Regions from separate parts of the Homo sapiens genome. Here region 1 is linked to region 2. A link is a contact called in ENCODE Hi-C or POLR2A ChIA-PET data. All regions are on one chromosome and are shown on one strand. Each heading gives the region's core, a stretch centred on a gene start or an enhancer-like site at or near the end of the contact. The rest is flanking DNA. Distances are from core to core; before and after follow the strand shown. Region 1 has its middle 43 kb from the start of PLCL2. Region 2 overlaps PLCL2 (phospholipase C like 2).

The links. Hi-C counts contacts between places; a loop is a spot of excess contacts on that map. ChIA-PET counts read pairs that join two places held with the same protein, here RNA polymerase II (POLR2A). Pooled maps may share reads with other maps.
Region 1: a map of natural killer cell shows a loop between it and region 2 (5-fold over the local background). The contact joins two enhancer-like sites. A Hi-C loop is called at or near these places in 3 of 168 maps with a recorded cell type or tissue (OCI-LY7, naive thymus-derived CD4-positive, alpha-beta T cell and natural killer cell), 15 of 37 single-sample maps with no recorded cell type and 16 of 50 pooled maps. POLR2A ChIA-PET finds 5 or more read pairs at or near these places in 5 of 52 experiments (CD4-positive, alpha-beta T cell, CD4-positive, alpha-beta memory T cell, OCI-LY7 and 2 more).

The regions. Positions count from the first base shown.
Region 1 is chr3:16,840,523-16,843,283 of GRCh38, forward strand. No RefSeq gene overlaps it. Among named protein-coding and RNA genes, the nearest start is that of PLCL2, 43 kb to the right of the region's middle. RefSeq lists an enhancer at 1,794-2,043. Within about 2 kb of position 1,494, at least 22 of the 41 ENCODE cell types and tissues checked have a DNase peak (open chromatin) inside an H3K27ac peak, as active enhancers do; they include natural killer cell, where a contact is called at or near this core.
Region 2 is chr3:17,021,806-17,024,505 of GRCh38, forward strand. The region is part of intron 3 of PLCL2 (phospholipase C like 2); the gene reads left to right. Among named protein-coding and RNA genes, the nearest start is that of PLCL2-AS1, 31 kb to the right of the region's middle. RefSeq lists enhancers at 1,225-1,444, 1,515-1,594. Within about 2 kb of position 1,331, at least 3 of the 41 ENCODE cell types and tissues checked have a DNase peak (open chromatin) inside an H3K27ac peak, as active enhancers do; they include natural killer cell, where a contact is called at or near this core.

The DNA of each region.
Region 1 (2,761 bases), core at 244-2,743, 180 kb before region 2:
GACTACTGGTGAGGATGCAGAAAGATGGGCAATCCCGTTTGTGGTTGGCCAGAAATTTGATACAATTTTTATTATACATAGATAAATAACTTCCTAGTACCAAATTTTCTGCCAGTTATTAATACTGAGTGTTATTAACACTGGGAAGTTATTTGTCAATATATAACAAAAAGCCTTTAAAATGTTTATATCTTTCAACCGAGTCATCTATTTTAAAGAAATAATAATTTTGTAAAGGAAACAAAAAGTTATACTCAAAGATATCCTTGCAGTGCTACAATTTTTAATGGGGAGAATTGGAAACAAGCTCAGAACAATAAAAGGGTGGGTGGTTAAATATGCTACTTAGAATGAAATATGCTGGCATTAAAATGAGATTTTAGTAATAATCTATGGTCATAGCTACCATTTATGAAGAGTTTACTATATGCCAGGCCCCAAGCTAAGCACTTTGAAAATATATTATTTTATTTAAATCTTATTACAACAGATTAGTAACCTCCCAACTTCCAACAATTTTATCACCTCATTTAAACTCATTTGACAAATTAGAAAATGGGGGAAAAAAGTGTTAACATGAGCAAATTCTCTTGATATTCCTTTAAGCAAAAAAAAAAAAAAAAAGGAAGTATACAAAGTTGTATGCACAGTAGTCCCCTCTTATCTGCTTATCTGCATGGGATGCCTTCCAAGACCCCCCACCAGATGCCTGAAACCTCAAATAGTACTGAATCCTATATATTCTCTGTTTTTTCAAACTGATAACCAAAACAACTACTATGTGGTATACATCGTGGGTATTCTGGACAAAAGGATATTTCACATTTCAGGAGGACCTAGTGGGACAGCGTGGGAGTTCATCAAGCACCTTAGAATATTGCACGATTTTAAACTTATGAATTGTTTATTTCTGGAATTTTTCATTTACTATTTTCAGACTGCAGTTGACTGCAAATAACTAAAACGTTGGAAAGTGAAAGTGCAGGTGAGAAGGGACTGCCGTAGTTTCAGCTCAACTATAGAAGTACAATAAACCCACTCATAATCTTGTAAGTAGGAATAAAACTCCAAACTGCATAAAGTGCAGGTTTGTATTATTACCAAGTTCCTGAAGTATCAGTGGGGGCTGGAAGGTGGAGGACAGCTCCATCGCTAGTCATTCACATGCATTATTCTGGATACATGAAGTTTAGTGAGAAATTTACCGAGATGTTGAGTGATTTTTCTCTGTATTGTAGCATTATGGGTAATTTATGCTTTTCTGGCTTTTCCACATTTTCTACAATTAGCATGTAGACGTATTGCATTAAAAATGCTTTGAAAAGTTTAGAAAACTTAAAGCAATTTGTTTTACTAATTTTTTAAAATAAGAGGGCAATGACATCTCTATTCTTTACAGTCCTTTTAGATCTGACAGCTCAGTAATTTAGACAGGAGAGAGAAAAGACAAAGCCCAGTGGTCAGAGGGAAATGGGAGGTGTGTCCCCTCCCAGCTACAGTGAGGGGGCCACGTGACGCCTGTGGCAGCATCTGTGGTCACATATGTTACAAGTGAAAAAAATATCACAATGAGGTTGGTAAAGCCTTGGGCATTACCCAACCTCATGTAGCTACCAAAATGTTTATTAAAAAACTATTTACAAAAGAAAGAAAGACACTATTAAGGGGTAAAACCAGTTTTCTGTATTATCTAAGAATAGAGATGCTCCCCCAAGTTAGCATGAGAGGCTAATTAGGGAACAGCGCTCTTTGACAAGAAACAAGAAGCAGGCTGGTCTCCTTCTGCTGTTTGCAGGATCTTTGAAAACTGAACTGAAGTTAACTTTGAGGCCGGCCCAGCATTTGTTAAATCTGAGCTTCTGAAGCTGCCGCAGCTGCAAGGTGTGCTCCCAGCTCCTGCAGCAACCCAAGTAACCGGGGGAAGTGCCGGAGGTGGTGAGCAGAAGTAGGGAGAGGGGCGATCCCCCTGCAGGATGGGATGCCAGGCCCAGGGTTGGGCCTTACAGGAAGTGCCCAGCTTTTGTTGAGGTGGCTGTGCCAAGCAGCAGAGGGCCCGCCCTTGTTTGTTGGGGTTTTCCTACTGGGTTCCGTGATGAGGTGGCTTAAAAGCAGAAGACTCAGAGAACCCTAAACGCTGGCTCAGGCCTGAAGGCTGAAGTTAGGTGCATTTAGAGAAATCGTTCATGTATGCAGGGGGCAGCTGGAGCAGCTGAGAGAGAGAAATGTCAAGTATTAGGTTCCAGATGGGCTCCTAGCAACATAATGCTAATTTTCCAGAGTGCTTTCACCTTTCTTCAGAGCCACTCATTCGTTCCTTCAACTGATGTTTACTCAGTATTGTTATAGGCACTGGAGAAGCCAAGATAAATAAGACACCTTTGCTGCCCATCCAGGTAGGAGACAGAGAACCAACAAACACATTTCAGTGTGGTGAGTGCTGTGGTGGGCCCAAGACCAGGGCACTGTGGGCACTCCCTGGAGAAGAACCTCACCGAAGCCAGGGGTTCAAGGAAGTGATAATATCTGAGCTATGTCTTACTTTGGTGCGTCTCCGATTGTAACGGATGCAAAAAGCACTTGGGGATCGTGTTAAAATGCAGGTTCTGATTCAGCAGGGTTGGGTGGAGCCTGAGATTTTGCGTTTTTAACAAGCTCCCAAGTAATGCCAATGCTGCTGGTCCAAGGTCCACATTTCAAGTAGCAAAGTCCTAAATGATGTCTAAGAAGGAGTCAGCCAGGTGGAGAAGTGGGAAAGGATATT
Region 2 (2,700 bases), core at 81-2,580:
ATGATGTCCTCAGACAAGAAATGATAAATGCTATTAAGCAAGCTACTATGTCATCTGACATACTAACAGTCTGATTTAAAATTGCAAAGTAAGCAAGGAAACAAGAGCTGGGGTGCCATCCAGCCCTATTGGTGAATGAGAAATGGGACCCGGCTGTTAGCATCACTTCAGTTCCTGGGTAGATTTCATTTGAGCCATCACCACCTAGAGAACTGTTAGGGGGCAGTGGTTTAGGGCCATGTATTTGATAGGGTCTCCATGGTTTTACTTTTCTGTTTAGAGCATTTTTATTGTTTTTTAAAGGGGCAAAGGCAGATTGCTAATTTTTCAAACACTTTAGTTCCCTGAATCTGGTAGAAAATATGAATATATCTGAAACCCAAAGCTCAAGAAAAGTTAGGGAACTTCTTTGTAAACCTATGCTTTACGCAAAAGAATACTACTACATTTTTTATAAAACTAAGATATTCGAAGTACTGTAGTCTTTTTTCTTCCTATGCAAAAGTAGAGGAGTTACTTCCTATGTTCCCATCAAATTCCACATCGAATATTGGATTTTGCTCCTGTATAATTTCTTCAAGGCTTATTTTTGATACTTTTTCGATAGTTTCTCTGTGTTTCTGCAGTGGCTGAAGGTGCCTCCTAAGTTCTTTGCTAAGTTCTTCTCTCTGTCAAGGACCCTTACAGGAAATTTAAAAAAAAGAAAGAAAGAAAGAAAAGGATTTTATGTATCTTTAAAATTCTGTTAGTGCTCTGGAGATAATATACACAGTTCTTTTGGTCAACTGGCAGTTTCCAAAGCTGCGAGGAAGCACTTAGCTTCCTTATCCCCATTTATTCAGTAAACTTTTTGTCATTACTAGACTTTGAATAAATAAACTTTAATTGAGTGGAGGAGGCAATGCTGGCTGACTTCTCATTTCTGTGGCCCTAATTCTAGTTGAGCCTTTAATCACCTTATGCTGTATGGCAGAGTTTGAGTTCAAGCTTCATACTCATCCCAGGTGAAAAAGAAAATGTAACTTTCTTACCTCTCTTATGAGGGAGGTAGATGTCCCTGGATTTTAATTCTGTTGGTAAACTTCATCTATTGCATTCATTACGTTATTCGTTTTGGACTGTAAATGCTAAGCTCTTTAGGTAAAATGCTCAGTCTCTCTGACTTTCTCTCTTTCCCCCTCTTCCTTCACAAAGTGGCCAGTGGTTGCTTGGAGAGGGTGTGGTTGCAAACCCTTCTTTTTGTGTTCTTGGCAAAGAATGTCTAAACATCTAAAGCCACCATCCTCTCCTCCACTTTCTATTCACCTCGAGGTGGGTACATAGTGGGGGGATTTCCCAGCTCCAACATGAGTCACTCAATACTGCAAGAGGCGTTATTTCCTCCTCTCTGTTCTCTCGTCAAGAAAGCTGCAAGAGCCAGCTCCTTTCCTCCTGCCTCAGAGCTGCAATTCCCTTGGCTCAACCTTTGTATTTGGAAGGAAGTCTCCTCCACCTTAGGGGATAACACTCTGTGATCTACGGGTTGTTTCCCCATGATATGGTTTGGCTGTGTCCCCACCCAAATCTCAACTTGAATTGTATCTCCCAGAATTCCCCCGTGTTGTGGGAGGGACCCAGGGGGAGGTAGTTGAATCATGGGGGCCAGTCTTTCCTGTGCTATTCTTGTGATAGTGAATAAGTCTCATGAAACCTGATGGGTTTATCAGGGATTTCCACTTTGCTTCTTTCTTATTCTCTCTTGCCACCACCATGTAAGAAATGCCTTTCACCTTCTGCCATGATTGTGAGACCTCCCCAGCCATGTGGAACTGTAAGTCATATTAATCCTCCTTTTATTCCCAGTCTCGGGTATGTCTTTATCAGCAGCATGAAAACAGACTAATACACTCGATATGTTGAAATAATTTAGAACATAGTTTGATAAATCCTGATTTTCAAGTCTATCATTTTGGTGGGAACCTGAGCAAAAATCTAATTTGACCTTTAAAACTGACAAATGTCTCTGTGTTCATAAGATAGTTGCTCCTCATCCAAGCTCTGAAACTTGTCCTTTGAATAGGTGGAAAGCTCCAGGGAAAACATGATTCATTAACTATGGCAGCATCTGTGAAAAGAAATAACTTATTGACACCATCCCCATCACACTTGTGAGACTGTTGAAGCCACCCAGCCTGCAGCCTTTCCCTCTCTGCTGCAGTTCATCCTCTGGTTTGCCTTAAAGACATTCTTCCTGAAATATCTCCCAGAGAAAGGCCTAGGTATTTCTGGGAGGGTCCAAGAGGTAGAGTTAGAAGTATGATGTGATAACTTTAAGAACTAAGCCAGCTGGAAGGATTATATTGTGATCATCAAGAACAGTGGAGCCAAATTGCTCTGTTACCTTGACTATTTTTGTTAGGTGAATAACATTTTTTCGTAGAGCATCCTGGAAAAGTGGCATCCCTTTGGTGTGTTGAGATTGATGAAGAATTTGAGTTAAGCCTAATAATTGCCAAGAGAGAGAAAAAGGAGGGTGAAGTGTGAGAGGAATATCTTTAAGAACATACACTTCATGTCTATTTTCTTCTAGCAATTGAATCTTTCCAGCATCAAGATTTTTTATTTACTGTTGAAACGTGCATCAAACACTACTGGCAATAGTATAAAGCCCTTTTTAAAAAAAGTTTTTATAGCATCTAGGATCTGTGCAGTATCTTAAAT